Linked DNA regions of Homo sapiens: region 1 is linked to region 2. The links are chromatin loops, found by intact Hi-C in ENCODE. Cell type or tissue: heart right ventricle. All regions are shown on one strand. Links, peaks and the distances in the headings refer to the core of each region. The heading gives the core; the rest is flanking DNA.

Evidence for each region. A loop is a pair of places that touch in the nucleus more often than their neighbours do. Peaks named below come from ENCODE experiments on the same cell type or tissue, not always from the same donor. Only the 100,000 strongest peaks of a DNase experiment are listed, where the experiment ranks them.
Region 1: it touches region 2 in a loop (4-fold over the local background); 12 of 110 quality-filtered maps call a loop at or near these places.

The regions. Positions count from the first base shown.
Region 1 is chr5:1,159,974-1,175,615 of GRCh38, reverse strand. LOC124900189 reads left to right here. Exons shown (of 8, transcript XM_047417960.1): 6 at 1-487; 7 at 986-1,092; 8 at 2,138-2,520. It overlaps TERLR1 (TERT regulating lncRNA 1), which reads left to right. Exons shown (of 5, transcript NR_109911.1): 3 at 1-487; 4 at 986-1,092; 5 at 2,138-2,520. Among named protein-coding and RNA genes, the nearest start is that of TERLR1, 11 kb to the left of the region's middle. RefSeq lists a cis regulatory region at 5,697 and enhancers at 5,613-5,782, 7,019-7,538, 7,539-8,060. In heart right ventricle, for the core only: a CTCF peak has its summit at 7,289 (motif pointing left); DNase peaks (open chromatin) are centred at 7,275 and 7,691; H3K4me3 peaks cover 330 bases; H3K27me3 peaks cover 809 bases.
Region 2 is chr5:984,000-999,641 of GRCh38, reverse strand. It overlaps LINC02982 (long intergenic non-protein coding RNA 2982), which reads left to right and starts at 2,302. Exons shown (of 2, transcript NR_104615.1): 1 at 2,302-2,371; 2 at 9,085-12,465. It overlaps LOC124900932 (a long non-coding RNA gene), which reads left to right. Exons shown (of 2, transcript XR_007058677.1): 2 at 1-1,998. RefSeq lists enhancers at 4,369-4,869, 7,797-8,511. In heart right ventricle, for the core only: a CTCF peak has its summit at 9,282; DNase peaks (open chromatin) are centred at 6,101, 7,131, 8,711, 9,281 and 3 weaker places; H3K27ac peaks cover 4,576 bases.

The DNA of each region.
Region 1 (15,642 bases), core at 3,013-11,012, 180 kb before region 2:
ACCTTCCAAATCTGAGTGTGGCCTTGGGACCAACCAGGCAGCCAGGGAGAAGGCAGAGACCAGAGGGAACCCAGGTGCCCTCAATCCCAGCCTCCTCTATCCCAGCCTCCCAATCCCAGCCTCCCCAATCCCAGCCTCCTAATCCCAGCCTCCTCCATCCCAGGACCCCCACTCCCAGCCTCCCGATCCCAGCTTCTCTGATCCCAGCCTCCCCTAAAACCCAGACTCTATGAATCCCAGCCTCTGAGGTGGGAACTGTTAGTAACCCCACTCCATGGACAAGAAAGCTGGGGCCTGGCGAGGCTAACAGACTATCCTGATGGTGTGAGGGAGGGATCGGCCTCTGAGGGCTGCTTCCACCCATCTCACCAGTGGCTGCAGGCTCCAGGCGCCACTTTCCTTGAGTCTATGTTCTTTCCAAGCATCCTGCAGCTCCAGAAGCTCTGGAGCCGCCAGCACTGAGAGAAGCGATGGAGCTGCATGCAGGGTGAGTGTAGGACCGGGCGGAGCTGCTCTGTGGCTGGCGGGCACATTCTTTGTCAACATGAGCATCTCTCACTGTTCCTAGACCCCCTGGCTCCCCAGCTTCCTTGGAGCCAGGCGTGGCCACAGGAAAATGTTTAGGTCAATGACAGGTGAGCAAAAGTGTGAATACAACCTCCAGGAGTTTTCTTAAAGGAAGGGACAGGCCCTTCCCCTCCTCATGTCTCCTTCTGGCTGCCTGGAAGGCACATGTGAGGGCTGGAGCCTGAGCAGCCACCTTGGGCCATCAGGAGGAAGCCTGTGCTGCAATGGTAACTCAGTGACTTGGCGAGACTCACAGAGCCTGCATTCCCGACACCTGGTGCCCTATACCAGCCCCGGGCATATTCTTAGTGTGGGAGAAAAATCAGCTTTGGTCTAGCTTAAGACTCTGGGTGGGGCACGGAATGGGATAGAATGGGGAGTCCGGTTCCCCCAGCTGAGCCAGGTGACCATTCCTCAGGAAACTTTGTTGACAGCGGTGTCTGGATGGACCAGCAGAGGGCACTCTCACCCACGGGGAAAATCGTGCGCCCGGCCTCGTCCACCGCCAGAAGACGCCGCTACACAGTGAGTCATTCCACAAATCCCTGCTCTCACGGGATCTCTGGAGATAAAGGCAGTTGAGAATCGACAAATAGGACTGTTTCTCCGTTTATGAAATTTGAGCTGCCCTTAGACTTCACGGCAGAGAATATAGAGACAGTAAACCCTGGGGTTGAAGATGGGACCACGAACCTGGGGCCACCTTCTAGGGACGGGTGCTTCGTGTGGGGCATCCCGGGGAGGGGGTGCCCTGGAGCCTGAGTCAGTGCCAGGCACCTTGAGTCTAACGCTCTCAGTGCAGTTGCCTCCTTTGAAAAATAAAAGGCTTGGACAAAATAAGCTCCAAAGTCTCGTTCCGGTTTGAAATTTTTAACAAGCAGAACGAGTTCCAGTGTCACCGAGGACCTTTTGGAAATGACTTTCAGCCTCTGCCTCAGTCTCGGCATCAGTCTGCTGGGGAGGGACTGGGGGTGCTTCAGGGAGAGGGCAGCCCCCCAGCAGAGGGAGGGGAAGCAGCCCAGGGACACCCCTTGGAGGGGCCTGAGGTGGGAGATGGCACCAGCAGTGCCCCAGTGCCCACGGTACCCCAGGGGCGGCTCAGCCCCACCTGCGTCCACGTGTGTCCCTGGGCACGGGTGGGACGAGGCCCCTCGGGCTGGGTGGGGCGCTCCCCTCCTGACAGTCTGAATTGCATCCTCAAGTACTCAGACCCAGCGATTTCTCCCCGCTGGGGACATGGGGCAGCAACACAGGCATCGCGCTGGGTTTTATACAAGACACTGACTGCATTCTGGTCGCCACCCGCCTCACGGTGGAAGATGATGTGGATATGCTTTCCCAGAGGTGCCTGCGGCCAGGGCCTGTGGAGCCTCCCTACCCTCTGTCCACACCAAGTCCACTGAGCAGCGATCAGCTGGCCTGGTCCTTGGTCAGGCCAGATGCAGGCCCCTTCACCATGGTGGGCACTCTCTGCCCACCAGGCACAGGAGCTCCCAGGGTCTCTGCAGTGCGGACCCTGACGACCATCCACCCCACACGGCCGTTTCTTTCTTTCTTTTATTTTTTTGAGATGGAGTCTCGCTCTGTCGACCAGGCTGGAGTGCAATGGTGCGATCTCGGCTCACTGCAATCTCTGCCTCCCGGTGAGAGGTGAAGCCAGCTGGACTTCCTGGGTCTAGTGGGGACTTGGAGAACTTTTCTGTCTAGCTAAAGATTTGTAAATGCACCAATCAGTGCTGTGTCTAGCTAAAGTTTGTAAACGTACCAATCAGCACTCTGTAAAAATGGGCCAATCAGCACTCTGTAAAATGGACCAATCAGCACTCTGTAAAATGGACCAGTCAGCAGGATGTGGGCGGGGTCAAATAAAGGAATAAAAAGCTGGTAGCCGAGCCGGCAGTGGCAAACCGTTTGGGTCCTTCTCGGTACCCTGGTGGCTTTGTTGTTTTGCTCTTTGCAATAGATCTTGTTGCCGCTTGCTCTTTGGGGCCTCACTGCCTTTATGAGCTATAACACTCCCCGCAGAGGTCTGCAGCTTCATTCTTGAAGCCAGCGAGACCACGAACCCACTGGGAGGAACCAACAACTCCAAACGCGCCACCTGTAAGAGCTGTAACACTCCCTGTGAAGGTCTGTGGCTTCACTCCTGAAGTCAGCGAGACCAGGAACCCACCGGAAGGAACTCCGGACACAAAGAACTGCAACACTCACCCGAGGGTCTGTGGCTTCATTCTTGAAGTCAGTGAGATTAAGAACCCACCGGAAGGAACCAGTTCCGGACGTGCCGAGTTCAAGCAATTGTCCTGCCTCAGTCTCCGGAGTAACTGGGATTACAGGTGCACGCTGCCATGCCCAGCTAATTTGTATTTTAGTAGAGTCGAGGTTTCACCGCGTTGCCCAGGCTGGTCTCGAATTCCTGAGCTTGGGCAACCCACTCACCTCGGCCTCCCAAAGTGCTAGGATTACAGGCGTGAGCCACCAGGCCGGGCCCGTATGGTGGTTTCTACTCCGGACTGACTCTCCCGGGTCTTGGTCACTCTGCAGAATCCTGGACCGGAAGGGGGCCTCGGCCAGGGGAGGGCTTGCGAGGAGCCCCGGACCTACTGGCCATTATAGGGTGACGGGAAGTTCCTTGCATCCCGGGATCCCATGGCACTTGGTCAGGGAAGCCTCCCCAGAGAGGCCCAACTCCCCAGATCCAGGTGGGGAATCAGGGTACCAGCCAGGCAGTGTTCCCACCCCAGCCATGCTGCTGGCTTCCGTCCCTGTGGTGGGGTCACCCAGGTGGCTCATGCCTCCACGCACAGCCTTGTGGACACCCCCACACCGCCCATAGTCAAGTCAGAGCTCACGAGCCCACAGGGCAGATACCCGCCACGAGGGGACGGTGGGCCAGGAGGGTCCTCTGTGGGCAGCGCCGTGTTCCTGATCTCCCCAGGCTGCTGGGGGATGGGGTGGGGCAGAGGAGGCCACCTTCCCATTTCCCACTTTGCTGGGTCTCCCTCTTTGCTGGACAGTGCTGGGGCAGGTTACACACCCATGACAGTGTGAGGACTGAGGGTGCGCGTCCTGGAGCCTTCAGGGCTTGGGTGGAGGGGGCAGCTTGTCCCCCTGAGGCCTGGGCCAGAGATCCCATTCTGAATGCGGAGAGCCAAGATTCTACCTGGATCCTGGCCTTGTGGGTCACTGTGACGGCCCAGAGCTGACTTTATGTGACAGTTTGTCCTGAGATTTAAAACTGAATATTTAGACTCGTGGGATCTGGGCATCCACTTCAACCAAGGATGGGGACAGGCAGCAGGGTGGAGGGTGGACGATGCAGGAAGATGCTGTAGGACCAAGAACAAGGGGGCTGTGAGGCAAAGGAGCAGCACGAGGAGCCGTGTGTGCCCACTGCCACTTGCAGCCTCATTTCTCAACCCGACTGTGATGACTGCCGCTTGCTGGAAAGATGCTCTGAAGACACAATGAACTGACAATGCGTCACCCCGACTCCTGCCTGAGCCACTCCATTCCTTAAAGACGGTACGTGACTCACGTCCTTGCTGTGTCCTGCACGAGATAAGGTCTGGCAGGGTTGGTAATTATGCCTCTGGGATCTGTAACCAGACATTCTCTGTAACCATTCTGTATAATCTGGACGTTCTCTGTAATCCAGATGTTCTGTGTAAACTGAAGTTCTCTGTAATTGGACTTTCTCTATAACCAGTTGTCCTCTGTAACCTTCTCTATAATCCAGATGTTCTTTGCAACCAGATATTCTCTCTAACCAGACATTCTGTATAATCCAGACATTCTCTGTAACCAGATGTTTTCTATAATCCAGATTTTTTTTTTTTTTTGAGACAGTTGCACTCTTTTTGCCCAGGCTGGAGTGCAATGGTGAGATCTTGGCTCCCTGCAACCTCCACCTCCCAGGTTCAAGCGATTCTCCTGCTTCAACCTCCCTAGTAGCTGAGATTACAGGCATGCACCACCATGCTTAGCTAATTTTGTATTTTTAGTAGAGACGGGGTTTCTTCATGTTGGTCAGACTGCTCTCAAACTCCTGACCTCAGGTGATCCGCCCACCTCGGCCTCCCAAAGTGCTGGGATGACAGACGTGAGCCACCGCACCCGGCCCTGGATGTTCTTTTTAATCCAGATATTCTCTGTAATCCAGACGTTCTCTACAACCAGACATTCTCTGTAATCGGACATTCAGTACAATCCAGGCTTTCTCCGTAACCAGACGTTCTCTATAATCCAGACGTTCTCTGTAACCCACACGCAGCTCCGTGTGACTCTGCTCTTCCGTGACTTCTGCGTCTATAATCCAGACGTTCTCTGTAACCCACGTGCAGCTCCGTGTGACCCTGCTCTTCCGTGACTTCTGCGTCTATAATCCAGACGTTCTCTGTAACCCACTGCAGCTCCGTGTGACTCTGCTCTTCCGTGACTTCTGCGTCTATAATCCAGACGTTCTCTGTAACCCACTGCAGCTCCGTGTGACTCTGCTCTTCCGTGACTTCTGCATCTATAATCCAGACGTTCTCTGTAACCCACTGCAGCTCCGTGTGACTCTGCTCTTCCGTGACTTCTGCGTCTATAATCCAGACGTTCTCTGTAACCCACTGCAGCTCCGTGTGACTCTGCTCTTCCGTGACTTCTGCGTCTATAATCCAGACGTTCTCTGTAACCCACTGCAGCTCCGTGTGACTCTGCTCTTCCGTGACTTCTGCGTCTATAATCCAGACGTTCTCTGTAACCCACTGCAGCTCCGTGTGACTCTGCTCTTCCGTGACTTCTGTGCACATTTCGAGCTGCATCACCAGAGCTGTGCCAGGAGCTGGGACTGTTCCGCAGCAGCCTGACCATGTGCCTCTGAAAGACCCCTCCCGGGCTGCAGTGCTCAGAAAAACTTCCAAATAAGATGAACTTCCCTTATTTAAAAGCTTGACTCCTTTTTTAGTGGACAGGGCTATGAGCTGAGGGACACGAGACGTCCAGGACAGGAGGGCCGGCCTTGTCTCAGGCCCTGCTCCCTCACCAAAGGCTCTGTGCTCTGTTCTCCTTCTGAGCCAGCTGTCCTGAAACGGAGGCCCTTTTGTGACCCGACTTGGTCTGTTGGCGGGGGACAGACACCAAGGCCATGTCTCACACCGGTCATGGCCAGCCCCCGGCCCTCCTTCCCTCCTCCCCTCCTTCCCTGCTGTAGCCTTTAGGGTTCAGACCCTGGCTGTCCTGTCCTCATTGGGGCTGATGCCCTGCCATGCCCCCCAGGAGCCCCCGTGCTCGGCAGGCTTGGGCTGGGAGGCGCAGTCTCCAGTCTCCAGCAGACACCACCTTACCCAGGTACATGGCACTTTCCTCATTAGGGTGACATTTTCCTCATCAGTGAGGCTCTCGCCTCCTGAGTTGCACCACCCCTGCGCCAGCGTGGTTGGTCTCCAGAGTCATACATGAGCATGGCGGGCTTGCCTCCAGGAACCAGAGGGTCCTCTGGGGGTTGGGGCACAAGGGGCCGCCCTGACCTCCCCAGACCCTAATGCGATTCCCACAGCTCTCGTCCACGAAGCACCAGGCCTCGGCCACGTTTCTAATCTCGTGATCCCTCCTGGAAATCCCAGACATGACAGATCCCAACGGGGTGATGCTTGCATCACTGAACCAACCCCAGGACACCGGAGAGCTGGCCGTGTGGGGAACCCGTGGATCCACCTGGGCCCTGGAGCTGGGGATGTTGGTAGTGTGCGGGGAGGCGGCAAGGCAAGACGGGCAGGAGGAGGCAGCTCTGTCCAGGGCCCAGGCGTCCCTCACGCCGTTTCCAGGCACCCGCAGACTTCAGGAGTCTTAGTCATCGTTGGGTGTTTGGGGCTCTCTAGTCCCAGTAGGTGCTGGGACTCTCAAACCTCACAGCTACCACCCTGGTGCTATCGTTACGGACGATCGCACTTTTGAGAAAATTGGGCACCGTTGCCAGAGCAGCAGTTAGGCCTCAAGCCAACTAGGCTCCAGAGCGCCTGCCGCCAACCATCATACCACAGGGCACGGTCTCGGATATTAAACGTCTGGTTGGATACAAATCAAGACCACAATTTCTCATTGCACTGGGAGCTTCGCCACGCACCATCTCTGGGCTGACGCAACAGCCTAAGGCCCTGGGTCCCTAGAAATAGATCCTGTGTGTTGTAAGTGGGCCGGCCTGGTGGTCAGGGCTGCACACGGGGCCTCTGGGCGGTGGCTGGGGGGTGGTCATTTCAGGAAGTTGTGCGGTGGGGTCCTGTGATGGGGCGTGTGTTGGGATCTTTATGACCTTGAGAATCATGGTTTTTGAGGGAGACCAAGGCCTCTGTGTCAGGGCCAGCCTGATGGGGGTTGGGGCAACTGAGCTCAACACCAACAAGCAGAAACAGGCAAGTTATCTCTTGCTCTATGCCTCAGTTTACTCATCTGTCCATCGTAGTAACACTTGTGTTTTTAAGGATTCTGCCAAAATAGCATCATGTATATGAAATGCTTGCAGGTTCCTAGAATGGACAGTGCTGAGCAGAGATGGCTGTTGTTCTATTTCAGCAACCGAATGCCAAAAATACGGAGGAGGCAGTGCGGCATGGAGGCGGATCTGCCTTACGAAATGGGCAGGGGCCCCACGCGTGGGAAAGGGCACAGGCATTTGGAAGAGTGTGGCACTTTTTCAGGAAATGCAACATCCTTCTACTCTGTGACCCAGCGGCTCCCCCTGGTGTTTACCAGAGAGAAATGGACGCAGACATCTGCCCACATGCAGGCACAGGAAGGTTCGTGGCCGCTGTGTTTCAATATTGTAATTGCGCCAAACTGGAGATGACACAGAGTCCAGGCTCAGGAGCGTGACTGGCAGCTGTGGCACATCTGTGCCATGGAGTGCTGCTCAGCACCAGGGGCAGGGGCTGTGGACGGAGCTGTGGACGCAATGTCAGGAGCACGGTGGGCGAGGAGACGGGAAGCCGGGGGCCCTGTCCTGTGGGGTTCTGGAGCAGGCAAAGCATGCCTGGGACAGAGATGGCCAGGCCAATATTACCCCTGGGCGAGGGCCAACAGCAAGGCCAGGACCGAGCTTTCTGGGGTGGTGTTGATGCAGGTGGACGCAGCTGTCTACACGGAGTCCACCTCCCCCACTGCCAGCATCTGTCCCGGAGGGCTCGGCTCACTGGCAGTTTGTCCGCAAGGTGGTGCTCAGTCACCATGCACAGGACATTTTTGACCGAAAGTTCTGTTTTTGCCATAAGTTGCACCCTGACCACACCTGCTTCTTCTGAAAGCACCTGGTACCCAGATGTGCCCATCCCCAGCTGCATTTCCTGAGTACGAAACTTGCAGGAATTTGTAGCAGGGAGGATGGGACTAAGATTATGTGTGTGTGGAGTGGGCAGGAGCTACCAAGAGCCCTGAAACCACTCAGGGTTTTGCTTGGCCATAAAGAGCCACGGAGCCTTCTAGGTTGAGGGAGGCCTTTGTGGAGAAAGGAAGCACCTGGATCAAGAAGGTTATTTCAGTGCTTGTCATCATCACCTTCTGGACCGTAAGTGGCAGGCACACATGTTGAAAATAACAACAGAAGACAGAGGCTACTTTGACTCAGATGTCTGGGCAGGCAGGGCTGGCCAGGAAGCTGGAGGCAGGACTGACCACGGCCTCTCTCTGCAAATCTGTGTCATTTATTTCCTGACGCTGGTAGCCTGGGGGTCCCTCTGCCTGAACACCTTCTGGCTCTTCTTTTTTTTTTTTTTTTTTTGAGACGGAGTCTCGCTCTGTCGCCCAGGCTGGAGTGCAGTGGCGCGATCTCAGCTCACTGCAAGCTCCGCCTCCCGGGTTCACGCCATTCTCCTGCCTCAGCCTCCCGAGTAGCTGGGACTACAGGCGCCCGCTACCACGCCCGGCTAATTTTTTGTATTTTTAGTAGAGACGGGGTTTCACCTTGTTAGCCAGGATGGTCTCGATCTCCTGACCTCGTGATCCGCCCGCCTCGGCCTCCCAAAGTGCTGGGATTACAGGCGTGAGCCACCGCGCCCGGCCCTGGCTCTTCTTAACTGCTCTGAACCCCTGGCATCAACCTGATGGGCAGGTGCTTCCCCCATGCTTCTTCTCCCTGCACTGCCCACCCCACGACTGACCTTCCCTGGGTTCCCTACACACCCCTTCAGTGCCTCTCACTTCCCTCCTGATGGCAGACGTCTCAGGACTGCTACCTTGGGAGGTTTCCCTTTGTGTCCCCAGCCACATAAGGTATCTCATTCTCTGCACATCCCCGTACCATGAATGGATGGATTGGTGGATGGGTAGATGGATGAATGGGTGGATGGATGAATAGATGGATAGGTGGGTAGATGGATGGGTGGATGGATGAGTAGATAGGTGGGTGGTTGGGTGGGTGGATGGATGGATGGATGGATGGATGGATAGATGGGTGGGTAGGTGGATAGATTTCTATCTGAAGAGTGGGTGGATGGATGGATGGATGGATGGACAGATGAGTGGGTGGATGGATGGATTTATGGGTGAATGGAATGATGGATAGATGGATGGATGGATAGATGGGTGGGTGGGTGGATAGGTGGATGGATGGATGGATGAATGGTGGGTGGATGGATGGATGGATGAATGGATGGATAGGTGGGTGAGTGGATGGGCAGATGGATGGATGGGTGGATGGATGGATGGATGGATAGATGGGTGGGTAAGTGGATAGATAGAAGGGTGGGTGAAAGGATGGGTGGGTGGGTGGATGGATGAATGGATAGATGAGTGGGTGGGTGAGTAGGTGGATAGATGGATGGATGGGTAGATGAGTGGGTGCAAGGATGGATAGATGGTTAGGTGGATGGATGGATGGATGGATAGATGGGTGGGTTGGTGGGTAGATAAAAGGGTGGGTGAAAGGATGGGTGGATGGAAGGATGGATGTATGATTGGATGGATGGATGGATGGATGGATGGATGGACAGATGAGTGGGTGGGTGAGTGGGTGGATGGATGGATGGATGGATGGACAGATGGGTGGGTGAGTGGGTGGATGGATGGATGGATAGATGGGTGGGTGGATGGATGGATGGATGGATGGATGGGGAGATGGGTGGGTGGATTACTGGATGGATGGGTTCATGAGTGAATGAAAGAATGAGTGAATGAATGAGTAGGTGATTTGTTCCTCAGGCCCTGGAGCTGGATCTACCCTACTGTCCCTGAGTGGCCTGTGTCCCATGCACCAGTCTCTGTGAACTATGCTCCACACAGAGGCAGGAGCCTGACTCCTGAGAGATATGGGTGTAACCTCTCAGGGCGTTACTCACTGGGACCACCCAGGAGCTCCTTGCAAAGGTAAAGGCTCCTGGTCTCCCAGTAGGCGCAGCCTCAGTCTCCAGGATGTGGCCTGGGGCCAGCATTTTTCCAGCTCTGGGCGGGGCCCTTTACATCCACCTCTACGCGCCCCCTTAGAAGGGGCTGGTCTTTCCACTCAGCTCTTTGTGTCCTTAGAGGCCAAAACACCTCCTTGCACCCTAGGGGGATGACCCTGCTCTGGTGCGCCAGGGCCCTTATTTTGTGTCCCGATAAGAGAGGGCTGAACCTGGTTTTTCTTCATCAGAAGGATGGTGCGGCCAGCCTGGGAGGAGGGGCTGCCTGGGTGGAGGCTTCTGCATGGCTGTTCAAAGTGCGGCTGTGCTGGCTGCCCAGTGCCTCCTGTCTCAAGGCACAACTCTCAGGTGGACGGAGGACAGAGGCCCTGGAAACCATGGGCCCGGCTTGTCCCCACCCTGGTGCTACAGCTTCAACTCATGGACAAGAGCTCCTGCCAGTCCCCGGGCCCGCAGAGTCTCAGCTTCCTTCCTCCTTGCTCAGTGTCTGCGCTTGTGTCTGGAAAGGGCGTGAAGCAGAGGTTGTGACATTGGCCCCAGACACTCCCTCCGAGAGCCCTGTGCCCTCCCTGACCTTCATGGGCCTCTCGTCTGGGAGACACAATGTTATCTGATTGAGGAGGACTCCCCACTCCGCATCACTGCCCTCCTCCCACAGAGACACAGGGTGTCCTGCAGGGAGAAAAAGGGCCCAGCCGACTGGCTCTGCACGAAAAGTACCCTCTGGAGACGGATTTATCCGTGTGCTGGCTGTTCATGCAGCTAGAACATGTGGTCTCTGAGGCCAGCACGGGGAGCGCAAGGGACACGGGGAGCTCAAGGGACACGGGGCCACACTCCCCCCAGCGCTGGTGGCTTCATTTCAGCAAATTAGGAGCAAAAGCTTCTCAGTCAATCAGGGTGGGCCCCTGGAGGAGGTGGTGGGGTCACAAAGGTGGAGCAGCTGGCTGTGTGTGTCGGTATTTCTGTGTGTGTGTCGGTGTGTGTGTCTCCATATCTGTGTGTCTGTGTATGTCTGTGTGTATCTGTGTCTATTTCTGTGTGTATCTGTGTGTGTCTCCATATTTGTGTGTCTCCATCTGTGTCTCTGTGTATCTGCATGTCTGTGTGTATTTCTGTGTATATCTCTGTGTGTGTTTATCTGTGTGCATCTGTGTCTATGTTTGTGTGTGCACAGATCCACACTGTGAGATGAGAGTCCAGGGTGCTATGTGTCTGGTCCTGGTGGCCCAAGGGGGGCACCTGATGTCCCTGTGGATGTGACTTCCCCGGGCCTGAGTCTGTCCCCCAGTCTTTCGGACTCCCATGACCCTCAAGTGAGCCCACACCATCCTTCCCACCCACTGCCGCTTACCAGGCTGAATCCTTGGTGGGCCACAGCCCCCACCACCCGCGTGCAGCAGTGCCCAGGCCACTCACGAGGGAGACAGAGCTCACGGGCATCTGCAACCCCCTGCACTTGAGGGTCACAGGCTCCTCCTTGGGAGGCACCTCAGCGGGGCTTGGGCCAGCGTACCCCGAGCGCCTCTCGCTGGAACAGGCTGAGGCAGCCTAGAAACCCAACCTCGATGGGGAGCCCGGGGCCCACAGGGCCGCAGGATCAGGTCGCAGTGCTGGGCCAGGCCATGGGTCAGATCGCCAAGTTTCCATGTTTGCAAGTTTCAAGTGGGGCAGGTCTCACCGTGGGGAGGGGCCCGTGGGCAAGGACTGGCCCAGTGACCTTTTGGCATCAGGCAGGGCTGCAGGCCAGGAAGGCAGGCCAGGCCCACCATGGGGGTTTCTGAGCACCCTGACCCTGGGGGTACCCCAAGACTGATCTTTCAGCCCAAATCCAGGAGACCCATCTGGGATGTCACCCCTGACCCCACAGCACTGGGCACAGCTGCTCAATGAGCCAAGGTAAGAACCAGGACCATGTGCCCCTGATTGGCTACTGGAACTGGGCCGTGGACCCCACGACTGTGGTTCAGTGTCCCCATACCCCTGCCACGGCCCAGGGGAGACCACCACCCTGACCAGACCACCTTGCCTGCTCCACAGAAAAACGCGTCCAGAAATGTTACGGTTCCCTCAACCCTCAGCCCGTGACCGGCCCCCACACCTGGCTAGCCAGACCCTTGTATCGCACCTAAACTGAGCGCTGCAGGGGCCGGCCCTGGAGATGGCTCAGACCTCTGCCCCCAGGAAGTCCCCAAGGGGCAGGAGCACAGCCACCCTCCCAGTGGGGAGCCCCAGAGCTTACTGCAGAGCACAGGAGTGGGAATGGGAGGTTATAGAGACACTCTGAGGCCACCGAGAGCCCCTCCAGCACTCAAGGCCTTCCTGGCGCCCAGCCCAGCACCAAGCTGACAGCTCCAGCCGCTCACCGGCTTGCTGGGCCTAAATTCCCCTCCTCTTCTTCCTAGCAAGGTGACCGACGGCTGTGGCCCTTGGTTTGCTCCTCTATAAAATGGGGACAGCCATGGCCTCTCCCCCAGTGCTGCCATGGGAAGAAAAGAAGTTCTTACAATAAGCCCTTAGCTGCCTCCTGACAGGTGGCAAACACACCCCTTGTGCTGAGCTCATTGTTAAAGAAAGAAAGAAACAGATATCAAAAAGAAAAGAGTCTAGTGACAGGAGGGAATGTTTCGGAGGGAAGAAAAATCATTGAATCCGGCCAGTCAAAAGCCAAGTTTCTTCCTCAAGAAAAGCAGAAGTTGCCTTCGTTGGCATCCTCACTAGGCTGGGGCAGGCGCCAGCTCTCAGCCCCTGTCCCTGAACAGAACCTGCTGCCAGGTGGAGGCTGCACCCAAAAGCCAGGCCCCTGAACGTCTGGATGTTACGTTTCCGCTCTGTTCAGAGTCCCCTAGAGCCCAAATTCTACCCTAGGCCCAACCCTGTGCACATCACCCACCCTTTGCACGTCACCCACCCTGCAAAATCCCAAGGGCAGCCGCACCTTAGACACGGATTCCTTAGTCTGAGAGAGGACACACCCACCCCCCACCCCCAGGGCCTCGAAGGGCATCCTCAGATGCAGGAGGCACATGACAAATGCAGGGGTGACTAGGGGAGGGTGGCTTGGTTTCTGCTGCCCGGGAGCTTCCTCTCATCCTGTTCCAGTGGGTGGCCGCGTGGCCAGTGCTGGGTCAGCTGCCTGTCCCGTCACGGGACCCCTCGGGGTCACGGTGGCCTCAGGAGGACTGGCCGTAGGAACATGGCGAGGACACATCCTCGGGCCACGGGCAGCTGGCTTTGCTGACGTGGGGTGGGCGGCTGGCCGGCCACCAACCAGTGAGTGGGCAGGGGTCTCGGCCAGAGTGAGCGCTGGAATGGGGCTGGAGGAAGGTTCTAGAAGCAGAGAGGGTACTGGAAGAAAATGAACTCTGCTTTGGGTCATCTGCAGACCCCGGGAAGCTCCTGCTGTGGCCTTGCGTGCACAGAAAGCTGGGAGCCCCTGTGTCCGCACGGTGAGGGCGCCCCAGCTGGATGCACCTTCTGGAGCAGTGGGGATGCAGGATCCTCCCCCTCGGCTTCTGTTGTGACTTGCTCCCTGGCTGCTGTCCAGTAGCCGGGCACATGTCCAGCACCCTCCGTCGCTGGGCACTGCACATCCCAGCCACAGCCTCACCCCAACCCCTCCCGTAGCTCCTCCCTCGGCTGGGGGCCAGCAACACAAGGCCGGGCTGCCCAGCTTAGCCTGAACGTGACCTCCGTGGACGGGCAACGGCTGGGGCCCTGGAGCAGCTCCTACTCCTATAGGTCTGCCGCAGGTCCCCCACTGGCCTGGCCCTGGTGAGGGTGATCCCAGACCTGGCTGAGGGTCGGCAGATGCCCGGCCCTGCGGCGGCCGCCCCCAGCAAGGGGCTGTGCCCTGTAGCTGCGCCTTTCCTTAGGTAGCGCTGTCTCCACGGCACCCTCAACCCTGGGCCTTTGTCTCCAGGAAACGCCACTGAGCTAGCTGCTCACAAAGGGCAAATCGTGGACCAACAGACCACGCGGGAGTAGAGAGCTGAATGGGACACTTTATTTCAGCAGGCGAAGTAGCACCTTTGCAAACAAGCTGCAGAGCACCAAGGGGGAGTTTCAGGAAGCGCCTGGGCTGGAGGACACAGTGGGTGTGCACCTGGCAGCTGGAGTTACAAAGCGAGCCTGTTGTCTCTCCCACCACAGAACCTGCCCAGAGGGAGGGCCCAGCCCACAGAACCAGGGAGCAGTCTCACGCCCAGCACCGTGGGCCATGGAACAGGCTGCGGGGAGGGAGCTGGGCCACCTTCGCCTGGTCCTGGAAGTCAGGAACAAGAGCAGCATTCACAGAGGACAGGGTGTGCAGAGAATTCCCCTGCGCTGAGTCATCTCAACCTTGAGCCCGTCCTGGGGCGGAGGCACCATTGTTCTCCCAACTTCGGATGTGAGGAGGCTGAGGCCCTGGGAGGATTTACCTCGGCAAGGGGGTGCAGGACAAGTGCATCAGTCTGCTGTTGGGTCAGTAACACTGCGTAACAAGTCGAGCTGCAGTTACTTATCCCTGCTCACTGTCAGGGCCAGCTGGTCTAGGCTTATCGGCCCTTCTGGGCCGTGCTCTGGGCTGAGACCTCTCTCCAGGTCTCTCACCCTCCAGGGGCCGGCAGCCTTACCTGGGATGTGTTTCTTTTCTTTTCTTCTTTTTTTTTTGAGACGGAGTCTCGCTCTGTCACCCAGGCTGGAGTGCAGTGGCGCAATCTCGGCTCACTGCAAGCTCTGCCTCCTGGGTTCACGCCATTCTCCTGGCTCAGCCTCCTGAGTAGCTGGGACTACAGGTGCCCGCCACCACGCCCGGCTAATTTTTTGTATTTTTGGTAGAGGCGGGGTTTCACTGTTTTAGCCAGGATGGTCTCGATCTCCTGACCTTGTGATCCGCCCGCCTCGGCCTCCCAAAGTGCTGGGATTACAGGCGTGAGCCATCGCGCCTGGCCCCTGGGGTGTGTTTCTTACAGTGACAGCAGAGGCCAAGCCCAGCCTGCTTGAAATCCATTATTGATCCACTGTTGATCCAGAGCAGAGCATGCTTGTGTCCTCGGAGGGGTGGAGGGGGAAGAGAGCAGGTGTTTGCTGAACAATAATCCAAGTACCCCCCATGATCTCGAGGCAGAGGGAATGGAACCCAGCCCCCAGCAGCAGTGTCGCTGTGGCGCTGTGGTGGCACCCTGCCTGCTCTCCCACCACCCTTCAGCAGCTCCTCTCCAAAGTCTGCCCCTCCAGGACCCCGTCACGGGGTAGGGGGAGGAGGCGTCCCATCGTCCAACGTACAGTTCAGTAAATGGTGGGGAGAAAGGGTTAACATCCTCTCTCCTGCCCCTTGCCTCCACCCATCTCTGTCTCTCTCTCTCTCTCTCCCTTCCTGTCTCTCTCTGTCTCTCCCTCCCTCTCTCTGTCTCTGTCTTTCTGTCTCTATCACTCATCCTGTGTCTTCTCTCTGTCTGTTTTTCTCCCTCCCTCTCTCTGTCCCTCCCTCTCTCTGTCTCCATCTTTCTCTGTCTCTATCACTCTCCCTGTCTCTCTCCCTCCCTCTCTGTGTCTCTCTCTCCCTCTCTTTCTCTGTCTCTGTCTCTGCTCCCCACTGCACTTCCATCACTCCTCACTCCCAAAGGCTCTCCCGTTCCCTGGTCACCTACCTTGTTGAGGCTCCCCCAGGAGGGCCTCCAGGTCTGTGGTGAGACCCCAGGGATCTGACAGCAGGTGG
Region 2 (15,642 bases), core at 5,112-13,111:
CTCTTCAGTGGCAGTTTTGGGAGTTACTAAAAGAGGCTCTTCCCACCCCACTGCCAGAATAGTGAATTGCAGTGAGGCATCCCTGACCCCACCGCCCCACACATGGCCCCAGGTGGACACAAATAGTCTTTTCTGCAGAATGTGAGAGCCAGTCCTCCCTGCCTTGGACATCCGGCTCCCCACCCTGGGTAGTGAGGCCAGGCATTCCTGCAACTCTCTCCTGTGGGTGGTGTCTTGAGTCTCTGCAACCATGGACACAGGTGGCAGCAATGTACTTGGATTCCGACGAAGGGGGTGCCCATGGCTGAGGCAGGACTGGGTTCACAGCCATCCAAGTTAGCATCTGGGAGAGTTGGCTCATGCTCCAGAGAGCCTCCTCCCTTCAAGTCTTGGTGACTTGTCAGGGGATTTTTAGCACGAGGTGGTTGCCTCACCAAGGGAGCAGCATTCTTGGGCCTTGTAAACTGTCTGGACACCGCAAAGCATTGATGCCTCCCTGGACAGCATGGGCCTGGCTCTGCCAACACATCCGTCATCCTACTACACACTTCCAGCAAACAGGGATGATGCTTTTCATCCAAGGTCAAGGTTGGTGGGGAAGGGCTCTGTCTTGGCCCATGGGCCTGCAGGTCTGTCTCTGAGTTGGGACAGCTGCTGGAAGGCCCCACTAAACTAATGTAAGATACTCGGAAAGTTTGTCACCAGGGGAAGAAAGCATTCTGGACTGCATCATTGGTGTCAGATTCCACTGTGTGTTTAGAAGGCACAGTTTGTTTCCGAGAGTCTCAAAATGTAAGCAGCAAACACCCTGCCAAGCTGCAGACATAGGGCAGATACAGAGAGGGGTGAAGAACTGGAGCAACTGAAGGCACTTCCCATGGATGCTGCGGGGAGAGGACCTCTTCCTGGGAGCTGAGGGCCAGGATCCCCCTGAGGCCCTCTCTGGTCAAATGAAAATGGTTCCTGTCTTATATATTAGGTGAAAGTTTGGATCTCTGTTCTGTAAACTGGCCAGGACTGCACAACAACCTCCCAGTGGCCCATGGAGTGGCACCCTCACGGGGTGAAGCCGCCCCCAGCACCAGTGCAGCCAAAGCTCCGGCTCCTTGGGTGAGCTGGAGAGGAGGAGGCACTTCAGCAGGGGCTGGGGGTGCTGTGTGATTTGCCTGAGAAGCTGCTTCTGTTAACGAAGTCCTGTGCCTGGTGGGAACTCGGGTCGGCCATGAGGAGGATGCACCCATGTCCTCACGCCTGTGGCTGGGTCTCCTCCTCATCTTGTGGCAGCGCCAGACATTCCAGAACATGGGTTCAGGAAACTTGGACTGGGTCTGAACCAGCAGGAAGCATGCCAAGAAACCTCCTCCCACCGTCCTGCTCTTCTCTCCCTCCCTCCCTCTTCCCTCCCTCCCCCGTCCCTCACTCTTCCCCTTCTCCCCCGTCCCCCTTTTCCTCTTTCTCTCTGATCACCAGTCTTCTGAGTTATCACAACCAAGTGAGACTGACTCAAGCTATTATTGAAAATATGGCCACATCGAATGTTTTTCTGATAAAAAGAAGAACATAAGTAATTGGGGCAGGGGGTGAGGTGAGGACCTGGCGGATGCCTTGGAGGCAACACGAGGGTGGATTTGCTTGGGCAGAGCTAAGCCAGTGAGGCCATCTCCACTCAGGCCCGATGGAGTGGAGGGCACTGCCTTGATCCAGTGGAGCCCGTGGACTGTGCCTTTTCCCAGACCTGATGCCTCTCCCACCCCTGCCCCTGTTGCCCCAGAGCCAGGTGAGGGCAGATGGCCCAGGGCCACCTCAGACCCCCACTGGGAGAGCAGCCAAAGCCATGCCCAGTACCAGTAGCAGTGCCTCATGTTCTGAAGATCTGCCTTGTGGATAAAAATGCCTCATCCATTCTTACCGCTATGGAATATTCACTTATAGACATTTATCACTTTTTCCAGGTTATAGTTTTGTGAAATAAAATGTTTATTATTTTTTGTTATGAAAGTGCTGTATGATCATTGTAAAAAAATTAGAAAAATGTGGAAAAATGTGAAGAGAAAAATAAAAATTCCCTCCCCCCCCCACAGATTCCCATCTCCCAAGATAATCACCTAATTATCTGCAGTTTTGTTTCCTACTTATTTTACTGAAAATCATTTCATGCTCATTTCTTTATATGTTGTCAACTGAAGATTCATGAGATTCATAAACATGGAAGGGAGAGCTTTATTTCTCTAAAGAGTTGCAGCCTGCAAGTAACCATCCACAGGCTGGGAGGTGTGGCCTCCACCCTAAACCGGAAGCAGGCACTTTGAGGGTGGGGAGGATGAGACAGGAATGTGCTGACCGTGGTGGCTGAGAGGCTACAGGAGGCACTGTGAGTACTCTACAAGGGTGAGGGGCACGCATGCACAGTGAGCTCACATGTGTGTTACATGTGTCCTGTGTTCACTTTGGGGTGGAGACTTCACATTTAAGTGCATTGAAATGAGGCTCTGTAGGTCAAAAGGTGAAATGAAGGACACAGAGGCATCCTGTGTGCAGCCTCTACACCAGCTAGAACCAGTCCACAGTCAGGATCTGTTATCAGGAAGGAATGCTGGCTGGTTGTTGTGTCAAAACTACACGAGGGGTGGGGAGTCTGGCAAATCTTTCAAAAGGGCTTTCTGTTTACCCTTAGGAAAGAAACTCAATGGCAGCGGTTAGTGAGGGAGGGGGCATAATGAGGTCTGTCTGGCATTTCATCCCTTCATGGCTTGGAACCCAGTGTTTAAGGTTTCTCTGGAGTCCCCTTGGCCAAGAAGGGGTTCATTTAGTCAGTTGGAGGTCTTGGGATTGTATTTTTATTTCTCAATGTTCAAATATTCTTTAAAAGTGCACTTTACCCTTCTGCCTGGTCCTTGAAGGTACAAATGTAGGGACATGGGTTTCACCATTTCTTCCCATCAAGCAGCTACATTGCTTTTAGTTTGCCATTGCAGGTAACATTGTATTGGGTGGCCTCCTTCACAAATTCCTGTTTATGTTTCTAAGTGATTCCTGAAACATTCCTCTTCCCTGGAAGAGGATGGAACTGCTTTTGTTCTTAGAGGTGCAGCCGCTCAGAAAGCTGTTGCCAGCCCACATGCCCACATGCCCACCAGCCACACAGGGGCAAGCTCGTTTCCTTTCCAAACTGTAGCAAACTGAAAAACAAAGTCTCATGATGGTTTCAGTGTTTGTTTCCTTGGTCATGGGCAAGGTTGACATCTACGTTGAATGTCTACAGTTATATTTCTCTTTCCATTATGGTGTTGTTTTCTTGATTAGTAAGAGCTTTTCCTCTGTGAAGGATATGTTTTCTCTGTAATTTTGCTGCAAACATTCACCCAGTTTGCTATTACATTTATCTGGTTTTTGATTTTTTTTGTGTGTGTGTGTGATGGGAGTCTCGCTCTGTTGTGCAGGCTGGAGTGCAGTGGCGCAGTCTCGGCTCACTGCAACCTCTGCCTCCTGAGTTCAAGCCATTCTCCTCTCTCAGCCTCCCAAGCAGCTGGGACTACAGGCACATGCCACCACGCCCGGCTAATTTTTTGTGTTTTGAGTAGAGATAGGGTTTCACCATGTTGGCCAGCCTGGTCTTGAACTCTCGACCTCAGGTGATCCACCCACCTTGGCCTCCCAACATGCTGGGATTACAGGCATGAGCCACCATGCCTGGCCCTGTTTTTTGATTTATAGAAGCTTAACATCTCTATGTAGTAAAAGAAAAAAAGTACATTCTTTTCTTATTTAATAGTGTAATCGGGAATCTTTGCCATTGGAATGGGCTGCTCCACGGTGTAGGTGTGAGTGATACCTGCCCAGTGGTGTTTCAAGCACCCTGCTCACTGCTGGGTCACCAGGTGGTGCTACAAGGTTGCCAGGGACCAGCCATGGCCCGTGTCCTTAGCTGCCTCTGCTCCCCTGGAGCTCACAACCTCAGCAGGATGGGGGTGGAGTGGGGTCTAGACTTTGGGTCCATTCCCTTCTGACTCATTTGCTGCTAGAAACGATTTGTGGCATCCAGGGGGCATTGTGTGCATGTGCTGTGGGGTAAGCACAGGGCTGGGCATCTGTGGGTGATGAACAGGTATGCCTGAGGGTGCTCACCGCCCCAGCAAGCAGGTGGCAGCAGGTCCTGGCTGTCTAGAGCACAGGACATTCACATGTGGAAGCTGGGCTGGGGCAGGTGGCCCCTTTGCACCTGCAGCAGAGCTGGCTTGGTGTCCGGCTGGAGGTAAGGACAGCCAGGTGGAGAGGGGGCGATGAGGGTGGATGGAGTTGCCCCTGAATGGAGATGTAGGCTCTGAGAGTCTTCCGTAGCCTTCCCAACAATGCCCTCCTGCAGGCAGGCCCAGGCCCACTGAGGTTTCCTCCTGCAGACAGCCCACCTGCCACCAACCCAGGCACTGACTGTCTCCTTAGAAACCAGTCTCCAACTCTTGGGCTGCAAAAGGAGATTGTGGCCACACTAGCTTCCGGGTTTGAAGTCCCCCAGGCCAGTGGGACATGGTGTAGGAAGCGGCCTTCTTCTTAGTGTTTCCCTCCAGAAGGCTGTGGGGAGGTGGAAGGGGCAGGCCTGCAGCCCCACCAGGCGGCCACAGTGAGGCTGGCTGGCCCAACTCACCCCTCCCAGGAAAAAGGATGGAGCACCCCTGGCCTCTGGTACCCACGGAGCCACTGGCAGGAGGCAGCCTGAAGTCCAGGCTGTTTCTCAGTTGGGCCAGACCAGTTGTCCCAGATGAAAGAGGTTGCCAGGCAGCTTTCTCTTGAGGCCTCCTCATGGCTGTTGACCAGAAGGCCACCTGCCCATGGGCTGTCATGTCTGTTTCCTGGAGCCTCAGGCCCACCCAATGGGCAGCACTCTGCATGGACTCTGAACACTGCATGGGGCCTGGGCATGGACACTGTGGGCTCCCAGCTGGCTGAGATGTGGAAGCGCTCTATGTGGGGGGCCCTCACCATGGGTGAGCCCAGGGTCCACTGAAGTAGAGGAGAGTTGTACCTGATGACACTTCTCTGCATACCTGCCCTCCAAACATGCACACACACGTTCACATGCATGCACACAGCACATGTACCCATATACAAGTTCACACAAGCACACACAGAGCCTGTGCACGGGGATAGATGCCTTTTGCATTTTCAAGGGCTCCATTGCCCTCTGCATGTAACACGCCCCACTTCCTGGGCCCTGAGCTTGGTTTAATGCTCTGCTGTTGCTGTCTTGAAATTCTTAACTTTTGAACAAGGGGTCCTACATGGACATCTTTCCCTGGGTCCTGGAAATTCTGTGGCAGGTCCTGCTTCCATGGCCTCTTATGGAGCAGGATCTATCCTAACAGAAGGCCAGCCTGGGAGCTGGTCCTTCCTCGCTCCTGGATGAGAATGGGCATTAGCCCTCCCAGGTACTCCCTGCTCCCCTCCCCTCCTCTCTCCCCTTCATTCTCCCTTCCCCTCCCTCCTTTCTCCCCTGGTCTCTCTGTCCTCTCTCCCCTACTCTCCTATCTCTCTTCCCTCCTTTCCTCTCCTCTCTCCCCTCCTCCCCTGGAGCCTGCAGGTACCTCCCATTTATAAAAGTTTCTTGCCGTGTAAGGGTCTCTGTGCAATTTGCAGGCAGAGTTCAGCCTTTGTGAAAAAGCCCTGTGAGGGGGCAGTGCATGCTGGGTCCTGGCTGTCATTCCCGTCCCACCGCTGACCCACTGGCCCTGCAGAACCTGTGTCACTCGTTCCTCCTCCAGACCCCATATCTCTTCCACATTGGGCAACTTGAGAGCGACAGACTGAGAGGTGGGGCTAGCTCGACTCCGATACTCTCTATCAACCAAGTCTGAAAAAATGGGTTTAAAGAGGTCGCTGCTGCTGTCTGGCTACTTCCTGCTTGCACAAGCTCTCCTGGAAATGACCACAGATTCCATCATCCTGGCTGACAGTCAGGGAGTGGGGGTGGAGGTTGAACTCCAGCCTTCTCCTCCCTGCTGTTTCTCTAAGAGCAGAGGGTGGGCTGTCCTCTCTGCAGTCACCCCAGAAATGGTTTCCTCGGGAACAGCCTGGGTGAGGAGTAGGAGGTGGCTCTGTGCCCATCCAGCTGCTCACGGCTGCTCAGCCGGGCCTCACAATCTGGGGTCATTTTCTTTTTTTTTTTTTTTTTGAGACGGAGTCTCGCTCTGTCACTAGGCTGGAGTGCAGTGGTGCGATCTCAGCTCACTGCAAGCTCCACCTTCTGGGTTCACGCCATTCTCCTGCCTCAGTCTCCTGAGTAGCTGGGACTACAGGCGCCCACCACCACGCCCGGCTAATTTTTTGTATTTTTAGTAGAGACGGGGTTTCACCATGTTAGCCAGGATGGTCTCGATCTCCTGACCTCGTGATCCCCCCGCCTCGGCCTCCCAAAGTGCTGGGATTACAGGCGTGAGCCACCGCGCCCGGCCGACCTGGGATCATTTTCTTCTGAACAACAGACCCCAAATCCAGGATTCTCCTTCATGGTGTCCCGGGACTCGACAAGGGTCCTCAGGGCAAACACCTGATGTGGCCCAGGCCTTCCATCAACAGTCGGTCCTCAGAGCCTGGGAACTTCAGAACCCCTCCCGCTCCCTGGTAACTCAGAGTTGCCGAGCATGTCACACCGTTCCCGAGAGCAGGGACCCCGTGTTACTCAGGGCACACAGTAAGTGCTTAATAACCATGCTGCACTGTGGAATGGAAGTGACCTGTTCTCTTTCCTGGGTTTTCCAAGTGTCCATAGATATGTCCCAAGAGGGAATGCACTTAAAAAAAAATCAACTCCCCTTCTACACAAGCCCTCCCTCCCTTGCCTGTTGCCCTGGCCACCTGCTTTTTCTCCCCAGTGAGTACAGGGGGCTCCCAGCTGCTCGGCAGTGATGGACAAAAGAGCCTTGCTCTGCTGCCCTGGGGGTTTCTGTCCTGGGCTTCTCTCCCGCAAGCCCATGGACACTTGGTGCTAAAAAGTTTTCGCCCAGCAGAAATTGCCTCTTTAATTTTAATGCTTATAACTTCCAGGAACTTCATTAAAGATAAGCCCCTCTCCTGGGATTCTAGTTGCCAGTTATTCCTCATTATTTCCCAACCCTGCCGGACATCCCAGGCCTCACGGCCTCTCAGCTGCACACAGGGTTCAGCCCCCAGAGCTGCCTTTCTGCTCCTTGGCAGCCGTTCCTTCAGTCTCACTGAGGAGTAGGAGACAGAGAATGTTCTGTGGGACCACAACCGAGACAGAAGAGCTCTGGATCGAAGGGGTTAAAAACCACCACTTTTATTTTAAAAAAAAAAAAAAAAAGCACAACAGGACAGACCCGTGGTTCTGTTCCTGTGCCACTGAGGGATGCCTGACCTTGCACAACTTAGGGTCATCTCGATTTCTTTATCGCAGAGGCTGGGGGTGGAGCCATGCCATTTCTGATGGGACCTGTGCAGGAGGGGTCGCCCGGGTGGGCACAGTGCCGCTCTCTTTGCTCTCCCTGGAAGATGGGCTTGGTCTGCAGTCCACACATCTCAGTCCTTACTTGCCCATGTACCAAGGTCCTGGGCACTCCACCTCCCCTTGGGCCAGACAGACCCTGATGCTGCCTGGGAGCCTGCAGAGAGAGGCGGTGCAGATGAAGGCCACCAGGTTCCAGAAGCCCCCTGCCAGGGCATCCTCTTGGCTCAGTCCCATAAAATCACTGTGGGGAGCAGGAAGTATCTGGGCCAGGCCCCCTGATCTTCAGGGCTAACCCTGGGCCAGGATGGAGATGAGGTGTACGGTGGAATTCTGCACTGGTGAGAAGTCCTGGAAGGGCTGAGAGCCGGGGAAGGGATTGCATTGGTTTCTTTCTGATCATCAGAGGGTGTGATGGGCATGCAGGTCCTCATCGCCAGTCTCCTCTGCTCCAGCACCCAGGGGCTCGGCGTCTGCCCACTGGTCCCTACCCCTCCTGGGGTTGGGGGTGGCACTGAGGGAGGAAACAGAGGCCTCCCAGGGCCAAGCCACACAGGCCAGCTCCATCTGTCTCACCCACCTCCCTGAGCTCACCATGGGCTGTGGGCCATGGCTGGTGGGCCAGGTGTGCTAAGTCCCCAGGCCTGGCCCCACAGCTTGTGGGCAGTGGTGGGGACAGGATGTGACAGCCGACCTCCTCTGGTACAAGCCTGTCTGCACCTGCCCCCTGTGACTGGGAGGCTCAGCTTCCCAAGCATAGCTGAGCTCCAGGGACAGCCACTCATAAACCTAAAAATTGGCCGGGCGTGGTGGCTCACGCCTGTAATCCCAGCACTTTGGGAGGCTGAGGCGGACGGATCATGAGGTCAGGAGATCGAGACCGTCCTGGCTAAAACTGTGAAACCCTGTCTCTACTAAAAAATACAAAAAAAATTAGTTGGATGTGGTGGCGGGCACCTGTAGTCCCAGCTACTTGGGAGGCTGAGGCAGGAGAATCACTTGAACCCAGGAGGCAGAGCTTGCAGTGAGCCGAGATGGTGCCACTGCACTCCAGCCTGGGCGACAGAGCGAGACTCCGTCTCAAAAAAAGAAGAACATGAGTTCCTCTGTGGTTGGGTGGAGGGTTCTGTAGGCATCAGTCAGATCGTGCTGATCGATGTTGTCCAATGTTCTTTATTTTTTTTATTTTTTTGAGACGGAGTCTCGCTCTGTTGCCCGGGCTGGAGTGCAGTGGCGCGATCTCGGCTCACTGCAAGCTCCGCCTCCTGGGTTCATGCCATTCTCTTGCCTCAGCCTCCCGAGTAGCTGGGACTACACAATGTTCTTTCTTGCTGCTTTGTCTGCTTGCTCTTTTTTCAATTATTGAGAGAGTGATGTTGAAATCTCTTACTGTAATTGTGATTTTAAAAATTTCTCCTTGCAATTCTATCAATTTTGTTTCAAGTATTTTGAAGCTTTGTAATTACGGGCACAAATAATTAGGACTGCTATGTCATCTTGATAAATTGCCTCTTTATGAAATGTCGCTTTTTTACCCTTGGTAATATTCTTTGCTTTGACAGGAGGGGTGCTGGGGGCTTGATGCCACCAAGGACCCCAGACCAAGTCATCTTTTTTTTCTCGCTCAGCTTTGAAGGGAAGTTAAAGACAAAGAGGAAGAGGCTGTATTTCATTCTCCCAGATGGCTCCTGCCAGCCTCCAGAGAAAAGGCAGCTTTCTTCTTTAGAAAATTGGCAGGACAAAAGAAGGAAGTCGACTTGGAAAGTCCAGCGACAGACCTCGTGCCCCTGCTCTGGGAGGCCGCAGGTCAATGGCTCCCCCTGGCTTCAGGGGACACAGCTCAAGCCTGGAAGGAGCCCATGGCCAGCCTGAAAGCCTTGCTCACACCCAGCATCCGCAGCTGGGGCAAGAGCGGCTACTCCCAAGACAGGAAAAGACACACAGCCTAACTTTGCCACTGTGAAGGGAGACTTCTCTCTAATGCCTAACTAGACACTTATCTTCCAACCTCCTCAAAATGCCTTCAATAGAAGTCCCAGGAAGACACGGAGCCCCAGCCGCCCACTGACTCCTACAGGATGCAGCTGCGCCAGGCAGCCCATCCCAGGGGGCCCAGGCCAAAGAGGGGCCAGGGTGCTTCCCCTGAGAATGAAAAGGGATGTCGGGTAGAGGGGGAGGGTGATGTGGGACTCGCTGGTGGCTGTTAAAGGAGCTCGCGTCTCGGTTCCTGCAGGAAAAGTGCTTTGAGCACTCGCCTGGCCTGGTGAAGAAGGAAGGCAGTTGGCGGGCATTTTTGGAAGCTCTCACCCCCCATGCTGGTCCTGGTACCCCTTCTCCAGGGATGCGGGGCCCACATTCATCACAGTGGGGTTCCATAGATGATGGTCCTGTCATATCAGGGTTCCCATTGAAGGGGGCCCTTTTTGGCACTTTCTTTTATTCCATTAGTCTGTTTGCCTGGTCACACATTTTATTGCTTTTTCCCGCAAAAGAATCAATGTGGGAATTTATTTATTTATTTATTGAGACGGAGTCTCACTCTGTCACCCAGGCTGGAGTGCAGTGGTGCAATCTCAGCTCACTGCAACCTCCGCCTCCCTGGTTCAAGCAATTCTCCTGCCTCAGCTTCCCAAGTAGCTGGAATTACAGGCATCTGCCACCATGCCCGGCTAATTTTTTGTATTTTTTGTATTTTTTTTTTTTTCTGAGATGGAGTCTCTCTGTGTTGCCTAAGCTGGAGTACAGTGGCGTGATCTCAGCTCATTGCAACTTCTGCCTCCCAGGTTCAAGCAATTCTTCCTGCCTCAGCCTCCCAAGTAGGTGGAATTACAGGTGCCCACTACCATGCCTGGCTAATTTTTGTATTTTTTAGTAGAGACGGGATTTCACCACATTGGCCAGATTGGTCTTGAACTCCTGACCTCATGATCCACCTACCTTGGCCTCCCAAAGTGCTGGGATTACAGGTGTGAGCCACTGCACCTGGCTGATTTTTTATATTTTTAGTAGAGACGGGTTTCACCATGTTAGCCAGGATGGTCGCAATCTCCTGACCTCGTGATCCACCCACCTTGGCCTCCCAAAGTGCTGGGATTACAGGTGTGAGCCACTGCGCCCAGCCAGGAATTTATTTTTAAATTAAATTTGATTTATTTAGTTTCCTAACCCTTTTATTGTTTTTAGGCAATTTTTTGAAGTATAATATGAATAAGAAAATTATGGTGAATTGTTACAGCATCGAGACCTCCAAGACCAGGACATAGAACAATCCCAGCCCCCAGAAACCTCCACCCCATAAGGCTCCACAACCCCTCTTCTAACACACAGATTACCTTCAGCTCTTCTTGAACTTCATATAAGTGTGAAACTCACCCATGCTGTTGAACACAGCACTGTTTCATTCATGTAAGCGGCCTTATAGTATTCCATTATGTGAACGCAGTTTATTATCCGTTCTGTTAATCACAGTAGTTTTTACCTGTTGTGAGTAAGGGTGTCACAAACAGCCTCATGTGTACTTTGTGGCAGATGGAATTCTTGTACAGATGTGGAACATACACTGGATTTGAAGTGCTGGGTTATAGAGTATGCACATGCTCAGCTTTATCAAACAGGGCTTAACAGCTTTTCAGAGTGGCTGTGCCAACTCACACTCTCCAACAGTCTATGGGAGTTCCAGTTGCCCCACACCCTTGCCACCACTTGCAATTGTCAGCTGTAAATTTTAGCCATTTTGTCGGGTGTATATTGGTATTTTATTGTGTTTTTGATACTCGTTGCTCCCGCAATCGTTGAAGTTGAGCACGGTTGTATATGCTTATTGGCAATTTGGATACTGTCTTTGCGTTTTCAAAAATTGGGTTTTTGTCTTTTATTGATTTGTAGAATTTCTTTATTCTGAATTTGAGTTCTTAGTTGTGCTTGTGTGTGTGCACATAGTAAACACACACACAGGTTAAAATAATTGGGAGATCATTAGAATGAGATGACCCCAGCGCCTTGGGTTTCAACTCAAGCAAACCAAAGTCCATCTCAGTGTACATGGTTATAGTTCAGGTAAGCAGAAACCACCGGCTGATCTCTAACACGGGGCTTTTGACTGGAATGATTTCTTTCCCTTTCTTTCTCTTTCTTTCTTTCTCTCTTTCTCTCTTTCTTTCTCTCTTTCTCTCTTCCTTTCTTTTTTTCTTTCCTATCTTTCTGCCTTTCTTTCCTTCCTTCCTTCCATCCTTCCATCTCTTTCTTTTTCTTTTCTCTTTCTTTTCTTTCTCTCCCTCTCTCTTTCTTTCCTCCCTCCCTTTCTTCCTTCCTTCCTTCTTTCCTTCCTTCCCTTCCTCCTTCCCTCCTTCCCCTCCCTCCCTAAAATTCATAGAATAAAAAAATGCCTGAATAGCCAAAGTAATCCTAAGCAAAAAGAACAAAGCTGGAGGAATCACATTACCTGACTTCAAATTATCTTACAAGGCTATGGTAACCAAAACAGCATGGTATTTAGGATTGTTTTCCCAATTCTTTGAAAAGCGATGTTGGTATCTTCATAGGAATTGCATTGAATCTGTAGATTGCTTTGGGTAGTGTGGTCACTTTCACAATATTGATTCTTCCAATCCATGATCATGGGATGTATTTCCGTTGGTTTGTGTCATATACAATTTCTTTCAGCAGTGTTTGCTAGGTCTCCTTGTAGAGATATTTCACCTCTTGGTCAAGTTATTTCTAGTTATTTTATTTTACTTTTTGCAGCTATTGTAAAAGAGCTCGGGTTCTTGATTTGATTCTCAGCTTGGTCATTGTTGGTGTATAGCGGTGCTACTGATTTGTGTACATTGATTTTGTAACCTGAGACTTCACTGAATTCATTTATCAGCAATTCATTCATTTTTAGAGGATACTTGGTCCATGCACATGTCAGAGATTGTTGTAATGTTTCTTTCTTGCAATGATCTCATCACATTTTAATCACAAAGTCAGGCTAGTCTTTTAAATAAAGTTGCAAAGCATTAATCATTTTTTCTCTTCTCTGGAAGAGTTTGTGTAAGATTGGTGTTTTTTCTCCCACAAACGTTTGGAAGAATGGTTTGCTGGTGGAGCCAACTGGACCTGAAGTTTTCTCTGTGGGAACATTTTAAATAAGATTGTTCAGGACTCATAAATTTTTCTTGCATCAGTTTTGGCAAGTTGTGTTTTTCAGAGTTTGTTCAATTTTTCTAAATTGTCAAATTTATTGGCATAAATTGTTCAGCATATTCTTTTATTATTAACTTAGTATCTGTGGGATCTTTAGTGATGTCTCCATTTTCATTTTTGATATAGTTAATGTTGGGAGAAAAGCTGAGTGTTGGGAGAAGCTGAGGCAGGGCTTGCATGTCTGACATAATGTAAAAGAGTCTTGGAACATGTCCGGGGTCCAGGATCTAAAACTCCTCGTGGCCTTTGGAACACCGAGCTCTGTGCTAAAGAGTGGAAGCCTACCCTGATGCACCATAATCTAAGCCCAGGGCATAAAACCCCTCATGGCTTGGATGGAATCCAGGTCAGAAACTATGTTCTGTATGTTTTCAACACCACCAATTTTGGGGGGACTCTTTAATGATCCAATGGGCCATTAGTTTTGGTAATGTTCCTTGTCTACTTGGAGAAATTCATAGGCTGAAGTCAGTCCTCATGCACGGGGCTCTGTCCATGCTGACCAAGTCAAATTTGTTGATCATTTTTCCCAAACATTCTGCTGGTTTTCTGTTTGCATGAGACACCTTTCCTATCTGTTGGGAGCAGGCCCCCCAAAATCTGGTCATAAACTGGCCCCAAAACTGGCCATAAACAAAATCTCTGCAGCACTGTGACATGTTCATAATGGCCATAACGCCCACACTAGAAGGTTGTGGGTTTACGGGAATGAGGGCAAGGAACACCTGGCCCGCCCAGGGTGGAAAACCGCTTAAAGGCATTCTTAAGCCACAAACAATAGCATGAGCGATCTGTGCCTTGAGGATATGCTCCTCCTGCAGTTAACCAGCCCAACCTATTCTTTTAATTCGTCCCATCCCTTCGTTTCCCATAAGGGATACTTTTAGTTAATTTAATATCTATAGAAACAATCCTAATGACTGATTTGCTGTTAATAAATATGTGGGTAAATCTCTGTTTCGGGGCTCTCAGCTCTGAAGGCTGTGCGACCCCTATTTCCCACTTCACACCTCTGTATTTCTGTGTGTGCGTCTTTAATTCCTCTAGCGCCACTGGGTTAGGGTCTCCCCGACCGAGCTGGTCTCGGCACTATCCTTCTGCCTTTAGGCACCTGCACTACCGAGTACCATCTAAAGGAACATATCATTTGTTTTGTTTTATTTTTATAATCCAGCATGACAATCTTTGTCTTTTAGTTGGAGTATTTGTGTAATTTATATGACTACATTAATTAACGATACTTCTGTGCTTAGATTTACCCCATTACAGTTTTCTTCATTGTGACCTCATTAGCTGGTTTTCATCTTTTCCTGTTAGTTTTTGATGAGTTAATACTTTTTCTTATTTTTCTCCACTAAGCTTTTAGTCATGTGCATTTTAAATCATTCTCTTAATGACTCCTCACCTGCATTGGTGATGTATCAGACTTAGCACACTTGCTCCTGGATGCAAGCACGTTATAATTCTTTAACCTCATTTTCCTATCCTGGCTTTTGCATCATTTTTCTGTATCCTAATTGTATGCATATTTAATTCTACAATATATCATTATTTTTATTGTTTTCAGTGGGTTTGCCCACAAGTTTACCTTTTCTATTGATTTTCAAATTTTCTCCTATTTTCTTGTGTTTGAAAACAAGATATTTTTGGATAATTTGCCTTTGGCCTGAAAAAGTTCCTTTACATTTATTTTAGTGAAGATTAGTGGTGATAAATTCCCTCAAACTTTTCATCTGAATACATCTTCAGTTCATGTTTATTTTCATAAAAATATTTTAACTGGATATAAGATTCTAGGTGAGCTGTTATTTTTAACCCCAGAATTTAAAAATACATCATTCAGTTGTCTTTCAGCTTCCATTATTTTCTGTTGAGAAGTAAAACATCAGCCTATTTACTGTCACAATTTTTCTCTTCCTTTTTATTTTTGACTGTAAGATGCCCAGGCGTGGTTTTCTTTGCATTCATTTTGCTTCATGTTTGCAGAGCTTCATAGATATGTGGTCTGATGTCTTTCATTGATTTTGGGAATGTCTTAACCAGTGTTTCTTTAAATATTCTTCTCCCTCATTCTCTCTCTTCTTCTTCTGGGACTCCAGTCCATACATGTCATGCATTTGCATCATGTCTCATACGTTGTCACGCCCTTTTTTCTACTTTTTTCCTTTTAGTTTTGATTGCATTATTCTTTATGTGTTCTACCTACCTAGCTTCTGGTTCACTGATCTTTATTCTGATGTTCAATCAGTTGCTAACCCCATCTTTTAAGTACTTTCAGTTAATACAGTTCTTAGTTCTAGTATTTCCATTTGATTTTCAAAAAACAAAAGACTTCAGTTATCCTGTAGTATTGTTCATATTGTCATGTGATTTTAACTAAAGTTAATTTAAAATCATATTTGGTAAGTCCAACATCTGCTCCTATTCAGTTCTGTTTATATTTCCTTTTTGTCTCTTGGTGATTGGCCTTGTGGTCTTTGGCATAGCCAGAAGTTTGTATTTTGGATGCTATGCATGAAAATAGAAGTTGTGGAGGATGTATCTTCCTCCAGAGGTGATTAAACCCACTTGTAGAGGAAGGTGAGCTCTTGGGTGAAGGGAACTAAACGCCCAAGCAATTTAAATATCACAAAAGAAAAAGCCACAAACTGGAAGGTGTATGACAGACATCTGAAGCAGGTGTGTTAGAATAGACACATGACTTAACATGAGTAGGATGCTCATATTTAACATGATAAGAAAAGATGTTAGCGGTGTGAAAAAGAAAAATGTCCTGAAAAAAGAACAAAGTGGAAATAATGGCTGTAAAAAAATACAATAGTTGAAAGAAAGAAGTATTTTGAGGGTATAATAAAAATAGTCTCATAAGCCTTCAGAAGACTTGCCAACAAAACCCACAATGAAAACATTTATGGAGAAAACCTCAAAATGAAAAGAAAAACAAATCCAGGAAAAGCTGCAAGAGATATGAAAAGAAAGAAAGAAAGATGAAGACTAAA